Linked DNA regions of Homo sapiens: region 2 is linked to region 1. A link is a contact called in ENCODE Hi-C data. All regions are on one chromosome and are shown on one strand. Each heading gives the region's core, a stretch centred on a gene start or an enhancer-like site at or near the end of the contact. The rest is flanking DNA. Distances are from core to core; before and after follow the strand shown. Region 1 overlaps JAZF1 (JAZF zinc finger 1). Region 2 overlaps CREB5 (cAMP responsive element binding protein 5).

Evidence for each region. Hi-C counts contacts between places; a loop is a spot of excess contacts on that map. Pooled maps may share reads with other maps.
Region 2: a map with no recorded cell type shows a loop between it and region 1 (13-fold over the local background). The contact joins two enhancer-like sites. A Hi-C loop is called at or near these places in 17 of 37 single-sample maps with no recorded cell type and 5 of 50 pooled maps.

Annotation. Positions count from the first base shown.
Region 1 is chr7:28,153,542-28,158,998 of GRCh38, forward strand. The region is part of intron 1 of JAZF1 (JAZF zinc finger 1); the gene reads right to left. Among named protein-coding and RNA genes, the nearest start is that of JAZF1-AS1, 24 kb to the right of the region's middle. Within about 2 kb of position 2,178, at least 3 of the 41 ENCODE cell types and tissues checked have a DNase peak (open chromatin) inside an H3K27ac peak, as active enhancers do.
Region 2 is chr7:28,812,905-28,818,361 of GRCh38, forward strand. It overlaps CREB5 (cAMP responsive element binding protein 5), which reads left to right. Exons shown (of 11, transcript NM_182898.4): 10 at 5,167-5,275. Among named protein-coding and RNA genes, the nearest start is that of TRIL, 140 kb to the right of the region's middle. RefSeq lists an enhancer at 2,876-3,055. Within about 2 kb of position 2,632, at least 3 of the 41 ENCODE cell types and tissues checked have a DNase peak (open chromatin) inside an H3K27ac peak, as active enhancers do.

The sequences.
Region 1 (5,457 bases), core at 928-3,427:
TGAGGCAAACCTATCCCATAGCCATCTCCATTCTAACTGTCTCACTCTCTGCAGCCATACTGAACAAACCTATTCCCTCTTTCTTGACAGCCCTCCTCATATCTGGAACTATGTTCTCTTCACCAAGCTAAGCATTACCAGTCCCTCTTCTCTTCCTCATTCATGGCTTCCAGAGCCTTCATTTCTTGATAGCCTTTCTACAGAGACTTATTTCATTGAATATGACAATCAGAATTGATGTGGTCTGGCAATGACCACGGTGGGGTTACCACTCACCATACCCAGAAATCCATACCTCTATTAGGGGTGCTTTGGGATGTCTGCAGCTCAGAACTGTTTGCAAAACATGTATCCTCTCCTGCCCTCCACCTACCTGCCCCTCTACCCCCTCCCCCTGGAACAATTATCATGAGACTCTAAGAGAAGTCCCTATCAAAACTTCACTATGAAAAATCCAGGGAGAACACTGGGAAATGCCAAGAATTCTCAGTCCCTGGGTACTTTCATAATGGGATGAAGAGGTACACATGAAGATGGCCCCTAACAAAGCCTCCCCGAAGTTTTGGGGACTGCTGTCCTCCTTGACTGACCCCCTCCCATCCCAACCCATGAGGGTAACTGGCTTATATGACTATTTAAGAAAGAATCTGCAAAGCGCAGATGAGCTTTTGCTACAATCCCACAAGTTGATCCCATAATCTAAGCTGTCCAGCAACAGAATAGACCTGAAATAAGCTGATGTGAAATAAGCCCTTAGTGATCACAATGTTCAAGCATGGCAGAGGGCCACTGTCAGGGTCCCTACAGAAGTCTCCAATGGGTAGAGCAGATGGGTTTGAGACCACTAATGACTCTTCTAGTACTTAAGATATGATCATTATACAGCCTCTTCAAGATCCTCTGGTCAAACTTAACCTCATATCCAATAGTCTGATGTTCTGGAGTGAGTGCAGGACTCAAACATTTATTCAACAATCAACCAACTAACTAACCAAACCACATTTACTGAATGTCTCTTGAATGCCAACCATTGTGCCATACAGGTGAAAAAGGAATTCCACTCACATTCTCTGGCCAATGGGATCCTTTATTTTTCTGCTTGATCTTATTAATCTATCACTGAGCAACCTTAGGCTGCTGCTGACAATTAATACTAAATAATTATTTATGATTCCCTATTCCTACCTTTTATTAATTATGGTACTTAATTTCTCAGTTTCAAAATTTCTGTAACATCATTGATTATAAATATATTCTATTTCCTACTAAGATGATGCCTACAATATTGAAAAAAAAAGGGGGCTCTCAATGATAGAAGGAAAAAATGGCCTTTTCTCCTAAAAACAATTATATTCAAAATAGACAAAACATACTAGGGAGAGAAAAAGGCAAAACATTAAAAAAAAAGAAAAGTAAAAGCTTAGAAGTAGATACAGTAAGATATTTGCAATTGCTATCTGCCCTTGCTCACTAAAACTAAAAATAAAATTGGCTTGCGGTTTACTAAATTTGGTTGCAAGTACTTTTCCCCACCAAACCACTCTGCAATCACATCAGTCACTAATGAAAATGATTGGGAGGGGGGATGGAAAGGAGGCTGCAGTAAAAACACACTGTATATTTTCTGGAACATATGATGAAACAGAAGGTTTCACTTCTTGTTTCAACCATTTTAGCACCTTCTCCTTTTACTCAATTTCAGGGCATGAAAGAGACTGGGCAGTTGTGCAGAATATGAGGAGAACTCATTTTGAGAGAAGATTAAAACCTGGCCCACTAATAAACTATCTTCAGTTACTGTACACATCAGTCAAACCAAATAATTCACTCTCAGTTTAACTCATTCTACAGGGCTCTGGAATAATACATCACTCTTCTGATAGAGGCACAAGTCCATTAATTACCAAACTGTGCTGCCACAGAGTTATACGGTCTTCATTCTTCCCCTATAAAGTGTGTTTTAGTTTTCGAGGCAAGAGGAGAAATTCAGAGGGGAAATGAGTAATTTAGGAACCTTTTACAGCTCTCTGGCCTGCACTAAGTAATCCTTTCTTCCCTTTCAGAGTTAATCATCAAAGGTACTGAACACAGTATGGAGGGCCTGGCCACCCATGCCCATTCAGCAACTACAACCTCCACCTAAATTCAGAATTATCATACAAGAAATGACCCATGCAGAAGAGACCAAGAGAAACAACCACATCTAGGCTGTGACAGCACAGAATGTATGTGTGTGTCTGTGTGTGTGTGCACGCGCACATGGGAAGTATAGGAACCAAATACCTGGGTCCAAATTCTAACCCTGCTTCTTCCTGGGAAGATGATCTTGTGCAAATTAACCTCACAATGCCTCTGCTTTTTGATCTGGAAAATTATCTTAAGGGTATAAGGGTACCTACCTGATAAGGTGTCTATGAGGTTACATAAGCTAATGTAGGTAATGTCCAAATCACAGTAGCTGGTATGTACATATACATACACCCTTGATAGATACCTTATTCATTCAATCCAAATTGCCACTCACTCCAGCACACTGGTATCTCTGGCTGCCAAGAGTTATGCAACAACATACTTAAACACCAAATCATCTAAATCATTTGGGTGGAACCATCGATCCTTAACCAGGCTTGTGAAAGGTTCTCTTGGCTCTGTTTACTTTGGACAGGCATCAAGCGTCTGTTTTCCTCAGAATCTGAAAGTCACTGGGTCAAGGCTGTAGAGGCCCCTTTTCACACAGAGGAACCAGTCAAGGACTGAGATTGCTCTGTGTGGTGGTGGTGGTCACCTGGCCAATTGCATGGGGAGTCACTTCGTGGCTTTGGCAGAGTCTGCCACTGTCTGCTAGAATAAATGTGGAGCCAAAATATGATTTGTCTATTTTGACTTGTGTACATTTTCTGAGTACAAGAGACTATTGATAAGAAGTTTAGGTAAGTGGAGAAAATGTTTGTTGATTCCCCAGAAAGCACAAAATGTTCATTCAGTGAAGAGAGAAGACCATTCGCTCATTATAGTTATGAATTAACGCTACATCTTCTACAGCAGAGGTTCCCAAGAGTGTATTGAAATTACCTGGGAATTTGTTGAAACACAAATTGCTGGGTCTCAGCCCCATAGTTTCTGATTTCGTAGGTGTGGGGCAAGAGGACACAGTGTTGAGAATCTGCACATCTAATACAATAATCCAGAAAATACTGCTGCTGCTTGTCCAGAGACCACTCTTGGAGACCACTGCTCTATAAGCAAGAGTACGTCACCAAGAAATTTAAATTCAGATCCTAGAACTAGAACACTACCAAGCAAGGGGGGAAATCATTCTTATGAGACAGTCATTGAATGAATGCATGAATCAAAGGGCAGATAAATACCTTCTCTTCCATCATATGCTACATTTCCCATATTTGTTTATACCGGACTCCATACTACGTATAAATAAAGACAGTCTTCAATATCCATTAAGATGACCTTCGATATCCTTCAACCAACCACAGTGGATTCTGAAAGCATACATACATGTGCATGCACACAGCCCCTGTGGTGGTCTGCTCAATGTAACTCAATCTCCTCTCTCCTTCCTTTTAATAGCAGAACCTCCAGAGTGTCTGCTGGGCAAATGGCTGCCCAGCTGCAGACTGATCTCCTCAGCACCCCCACAGCTAGGTGTGCCCACTAAGTCCCTCTTCCCACAGGCTGATAAGCAGACAAAGTGAGAGGAGGCTGGCCTCAAGCACTGAGTCAGGACCACAGCCTAGAGTAGAAGGTGGCAAAGTTCCTTTGTAAAGAGCCAGACAGTGAATATTTTTGGCTTTGTGGGCCCTATCAGCTCTATCACAATTATTCAACTCTGCCATTGCAGCACAAAAGCAGTCACAGACGGTATAAAAATAAGGAGTATGACTGTGTTCCAATAAAACTTTATTTATGGACGTGAAATCTGAGTTGCAAATAATTTTCACATTTTTTCCAACCATTTAAAAATGTAAAAGCTATTCTTAGTATGCGGGCTGTACAAAAACAGGAGACAGGCCAAATCTGTCCCAAGGGCAGCAATTTGCCAACCCCTGCCCGATGGGAAGATGACACAAGACAGAAGGAACCCATCCTTAGACAGCTTCGTGGAGGAGACATACTATCCACCCTGAACCACAGTCTACTTCCATTCGTGACAGAGACAGCTTTTATCTTCTTTTAAACAATTGATTTCAGGGTCCCTGTTAATGAAGCTTAGCATGTAATGCTAACTCATGCACCTACATACACAAAATCACATTTTGGTGTGACACGGTTTGAGTTTAGTACTGTTCAAAATGAACAAAAAATTAAGGAATGGAAGAGTCCCCTTTATTTTTTTTTAATCCCCGATGTAAGCTTAAATTCCCCATGGTCTCCTCCTAAGTTTCTCAAGTAGCAGAACTGATAGGAATAAACACTCATGTTGGTTCCTGCAGCAGGGATTGCCCAATGTCTATTCTCTCTTTATCTCTGCATAACAGAACCCTGCACAATGTGCCCTGCAGGGGGAATTATACTTCTCGACCTCTCAAAACTTGGTTGAGGGCAGGCACTCTGGGCCTAGGGAGAAAGGAGACCACATTGAAAACACGCGCGCACACACACACACACACAAACACACACACACACACACAGAGAGAGAGAGAGAGAGGGAGAGAGAGAGAGAGAGAGATACTTCCTAATGCTGCCTGGGCCTCACCCAAAACCCATGGTCCATAGGGGACTGACAGGAGATAAAAAGGCAAGGAGGGGTAGCCAACGTAATGGAGGCAGTAGTTATTGGTGGGGCTTTCCAGTAAGCCCTTTTGGCCTTCCTGCCCTTCCTTCTGGAAGCCTAGAAATCAGGAGTGCTAACGAAAGGGGAAGAGAACGGCAGAGACTCCAGCTGGCACAAACATCCTGGACCACTGAAGACAGCAACAGGTGAATTCCAGAATTCTTGACTTAAGCTGCTGTGTCAGGTGTCTGTTACTAGTAGCCAATGCAATTCCAATTCCCATAAGCCCCAAATTAGATCCTATTTCCACAACCGAATAAAGGTAGCACCCACATCAACGCAATGCACAGCTCTGAGATGGAGAGAATTCTCAGATATAAAGGAGCAACAATACATGGGGCTAAGATGCGGGTCTCATAGGGTGACTCTGGGAAAGCCAGTTTTTTTGCCTAAGTCCTCTCACCATCAGTTTACCCAAATAACTTCTGACTGGTCCTCTGTAGAAGCAGTCCTATCTTTGATTGCCATTGAGAATTCAATCTGATATGGACATAGACTGGGCTTAATGATGTCGAGCATTTGAATGAATGTCAAGAAAATGAGCTGCTCATTTTGGCTCTCCACTCATGGCTTTAGGCCTTGGACCAGCCTTCCCTGACTGAAAGCCAGTCAGTAGGTCAGAACATCCTATGTGCCAGCCACTGTCCTGGGCCCTGGGAACTGCAGTG
Region 2 (5,457 bases), core at 1,382-3,881, 660 kb after region 1:
CTGCCACTTTTGAGTTGTTTTCCAGCGTAGAACCCTCTAGTTAGGCTGCAGCATTTCAGATTGGAAAAACCAGACCTAAGAAAACAAAATCAAACTCCCAGACTTCATTTCCTAGTCTCACAACACATCTCTGCCCAAGAGGTCAAAAAAGGTATAGGAATTGGGGAAAATATTAGAAACCACCTAATCTGACATTTTGTGGAGAAAGAAACTGAGGTTAGGGAAATGGGGGGTCTTCCCTAATGTCACACAACAAGTAGGTGGCAGAATGAGGACTCAGGGAAGTCTCCTGTTGACCTAACCCACTTCTTTGTGATCTTCTATTTTAGAAACTCCGTAAGCCAAAGAAATCCATGTTCTTTTTTCTGATACCAAGGGACTAAGATCAGCTCTAAATTCATCGACTGCTGATGTGGTACTCAGTAGAACGTCTGTGTTCAGTAGAGGATATGGAAATCATCTGGTCACCCATGGAAATAATTGCTTTTCTTTTTTAGTGCAAAGACACATGGTCTAAGTTGCTGCTGAAATTTTGGACACATGAGCCCAGGTCTGGGACTTGGCAAGCGAATAGGCCAGATGGGAACTGTTGCTTGACAAATTGAAAGTTCTTTGTTTCAGAGTGAACCAAACCTGGTCTCAGCTAATCTACCAAAACAAAAAAGCTGGGGGAGGGTATATTGTAGAGCCCATTTTGATAATTATTTTTTTGGCACAAACTACTGCTTACACCAAAAAGCATTGTGGATTTATCATATAAATAATGACATCCCCAAAGCTGAACACTGCAAATGTAGCTATTAGGGACTTGTTGGAGTGCTTGCTGAAAGTATGTTTTTGTAGTATTGAATATCTCTGTGGCGTGCTGCTTCATCCCAAGGCAAACTATGGGTTTAAAAATAGATCAGTCCAACTGGATCTTACAGTCGCTAAACAGCTAACTGCTTTAGAGGAGCAAACTCAAATTCGTTTAGAAAAATGAAAAAATGAAGAGTTGATTTCCACCAGACAATCAATACATATTATTAATACCTTGTATTTACAAAATACTTTTATATTAAGACCTAAAACTCTGATTATAACCTTCATAGGGGAATACAAAATGGTGATTTTCCTCAATTTATAAAGCAAGGTAATTCAGAGTAAGAAAATGCCTCCAGAAGGCCTGGTTTTTATTTCCCTACTAGACTTCCAGGCCACATTTGATTTCTTGTATGCATTTTGAAACATTTGCTATCTGGTTGTTCTCTTCCAAAATGAATTCAAGGTGATTCCACTTACGTTCCCTTGAAAAGCGTTTTTACTTAAAATATAGTCTAGTATTTGTGCATTTCCTACACTAATCAGTCTTTCACTATGGAATCCTTAAGATGATTATGCATGTGCACAGCACACAATTCATTCTTCTTTCTCTAGGATAGTGATTCTTGACCTTTCTTAAGCCAAAGGCCCCTTATGAAATATAATGAAGGCTCCGTAGATGCTCTCTCAGTAATATGGACACATAAATGGACATAGAAAATTTTGCTCTAAAATGAAACTATAAATGTTGCTTTGGAATCTGCCCTACTAAGATTTAGAAGCATAAGAGGTGCTAGAACTGGCTCCCTTATGAAAGATAAGACCTGAATTATAAGCATATTTGAGCATATTGAAAGTAGCTAAGTAATGAATAAAAGTCAAGATGGACTCTTTCATTGGATAATTGGGTAATTTGCTTTCTCAATAGAAGGTGACACAGAATTGCTTGTAGAATAAAAAAAAATTCTTTCTGGAAGGAACTTTCTGGAAGTAGTTCAACCATCGTGTTTTATACTTGGTTGGCATGGCAGCTTGGGAACTCAAACCCTATTATTCTCAACTCTCAAGTGAGAGTTCCTTTTCCTACTGGATGCTGCCCCATGAATTTCTATGGCTTATGTGGTTATTAGGCCTTTATTTAGTCCTTGCAGCATCATAGTTATATGTATATGGATAAACAAGAAGCTGATTGCCCTTCTCTACTGAGGACATTAATTGGTGTTCATTTTCCCACAATAACATGGCTAAATAAGTATTAACATGTTACATTAAGAAATATGTCCTGCCAGGCACAGTGGCTCATGCCTGTAATCCCAGCACTTGGGGAGGCTGAGGCTGGAGAATCACTTGAGGCCAGGAGTTCAAGAGCAGCCTGGGCAAAATAGCTACACCCCATCTTTGCAAAACATTTTTTAAAATTAGGTGGGCATTGTGGCACATGTCTCTAGTCCCTGCTACTCAGAAGGCTGAGGTGGGAGGATTGCTTGAGCCCAGGAGGTAGAGGCTGCAGTGAACTATGATGGTGCCACTGTAGTCCAGCCTGGACGACATAGCAAGACCCTGTCTCTATAACAATAAAAAAGAAAAAAAGAATATGTTCATATTCACATATATCTTTAAATGATGGTCAGTTGTCTCAATATTCTCAGGGTTCTGCATTTTTACAGATCCTCACAACACTCAGGCCTTTGGTCTCTGTACTTACAACATATTGCTTTATTAATAAAGTGTTTTGCTGTTCATAGACTAAATGCCACCAAAGTCATATACTTTGTATGGGGTTTTGGTGATAGGCCAGGGCACCACATGTGCTGACTAGTGCTCTTTTTATAGTAAAACAGACTTATGAAAGCAAAAATTTATTGTGAAACTGTTTGGGGCATGCCAAATATCATAGGCAGTTAGCTCTTTGCTAACTGTAGAAACCCAGAGAATAGAATTGAGTGTTTTCTTAGGGAAGGGGCAATGAACACTTTGTGCCTGGGAGATCGAATGCTGCCAAGAAAGGGTTTCATTGCCCAGGACATAGTGGGGGAAGAAATGGAGACTAAATTCAACCTCTCCAAGATGGCCACAGGCAGGGGTGTTTTTTCTTCCAAAAGTATAAGAAAGCAAGAGAACCCAGTTTTGTTTTTAATACTTTTCTTGTTTGTTTTCTAGGTAGAAAAGTGTGGATTCACTAGAAATTAGAACTTGATTCCATTTTCTAAGATCCATTGTCTACATTATCTGCAGCTGAGAGCTTCTACTCAGGGGGCAAGGTGTCTAGCAGTTTCGATTTCAGAAAAGTGTTATTTCTGTAGTCTAAATGCAAATAATATGACATTTCCTTCTGAAGCAAATATATACGCACACACACACACACACACACACACACACATAAACACATCTCTGTTTCCTTTCTTGGTTTTTGTTTGGTTGTTTTTTTTTAACCAGAGATTGCCTTCATTTGATGGTCTAGAAGTGACTTTCTTTTATATGTGCTATTTTGAGCAGAAGGAGAACTGAGAAAAAGAAGGAAGGCCATCTGAATTTAGATAGGTGTAAAGTCAAAGAGGAAGAAGTTAGTGTTTAAGGCTAAAATAAATTGTCCTGTAAGTTATCCCACTGACCTTGGAATTGACAGGGTCACTTTTGGTTTCCACAGAGCCCCTTATCAATCACATTCATTTGGAGTTGGGAGGTACAATTTGCCTTCTTGTATGTTCTGAGATGTAAGAGCAATTTTCTTGTTTGATTAAGTGATTTATTCATCATTAAGGCTAATTTCCCAAATAGTCATTTTTATTTTGTAAAAATAAAGTTTGGAAGAGAAAGGGAATGAGATGAGATTTGTAGATGAGATTTTTATTATTTTGTCATTGTTTTATTTTATTATTTTTGTTATTAATGTTACTCAATATGTGGTTGCTTATAATTTATTTCACCAAGAAATTTAGAAATGGGAGATATTCCTTAAAACAGATTTCAATTTTTTTTAGCGCAACTTCTAGAATCCCAAACATACTTTCCTAGGTGATAAATACATGGCTGAAAAGCCAAGTTCATATTGAAAGTGTAGGTACAACTTAATGACAGCAATGTTAATCGTCCTTTTCGGTGTGCATGCATTTTTTAAGTCTCCTACATGTGAGGTATAATGCCTGGCAGCCACAAATAAACCTTGACCAAAGAGAGGATATTATTGATCACAATTTTTAAGTGGCTTATTCAAGATAGTGCTACATTTACGTTCACTTTTATCAAGTGGAAGCATCTCGGAGCTACCATCTATTTTATGTTTATATTTGTAGACAATGGGTGCCAAGTTCATTATTCTACAAAGCTATGAGCATGCCTTTGTGAATTAATATTAACAGATAAAGTAGAGATCCGAGGCACTTACATGAGTAAATAAGAAGAAAACCCCACACCATCCACAATATCCTGATATTGAGGGGGGAAAGAGTATTTTATAGACCGAAATTGACCAAATAATCAATGAACTCAATCAAATTAATTCAATCATGGCCCAAAACTTCATTGCCTCCTTGCCACCCTGAGCTGACATCATCCACCTGCAGCTGACCAACATGTGTACTGTATGCTTCCATACCTCCTGCTCAGTGGGCATCAGGCAGGTAGATGTGCTCTGCTCAACAGTATCCCATGAACAGTAATTGAGTAGGAGATGGTGGGGAGAGCAGGGATTCATGACTGAAGGTCAATTTATTTTCAGATATTCTTTTTAGATTGAGCAACACAGACTTCTTTTGGAAAATCTGATGGTAGATGAGTCAGCTTATTCTGATTGCATTTCAGGTGGAAGCCACAAATCCTACCACATAATTCTGCCCAATGTGCGCCTCATATTCACATTCTCAATTGGATGTAAACCTGAGCTTGTGAAGGTTACAATAGTTAAATGTATTAAGTCCTTATTATGTGCTGGGTATTGTTCTGTTTCCCATCTATTACTGTATTTAATCCTCATAGTAACACAAATAATGTACTCTTCTTATCCCCATCTTATAACGAGGTTGCTGGAGCTCAGCTGGGTTATGTAATCTACCTAGGGTCACACAGTCAGTGTGGAGTAAGGATTCTCACCTGGCTTCGGTTCCCATCACCTAAGGGTGTGGTCTAGCCTTTTAATAAGGTTCAGCTCTTGAGTTAAAACCTAAGCTCTGCAGAAAGCCCCTGGGAAATGTGAGGGCCAAATTAAAGGTAAGCTACAAACTTTCAGGTGAACCACATTAAATAATATTCTTAATGTCATTTAGACATAATGGAAGAGTTTGCCAGTTTTGTTGTTGAAAGTGCACAGGGCTGTGGGTTTGTATCCTCTGGTCTTCTCAACATGGTTTTAATACATATCTCTTTTAGAATGAAGTGTCTATGTTGAAAAATGAGGTGGCCCAGCTGAAACAGTTGTTGTTAACACATAAAGACTGCCCAATAACAGCCATGCAGAAAGAATCACAAGGATATCTAAGTAAGTCGCCGACTTTTTCACTTTTCTTTAGTGTCCAATATTTTTTGCCACTAAGTTTGCACTGAATTTGATTGAAAGAGCAAAAGTAAAGTGTAGATTGTACTTCCAGGCAGATATACAAGAATTCTTGAGTGGCTTCCAGACTATTCTTCCAAGGGGATCCCTTTTTTCTGACCCCTGTG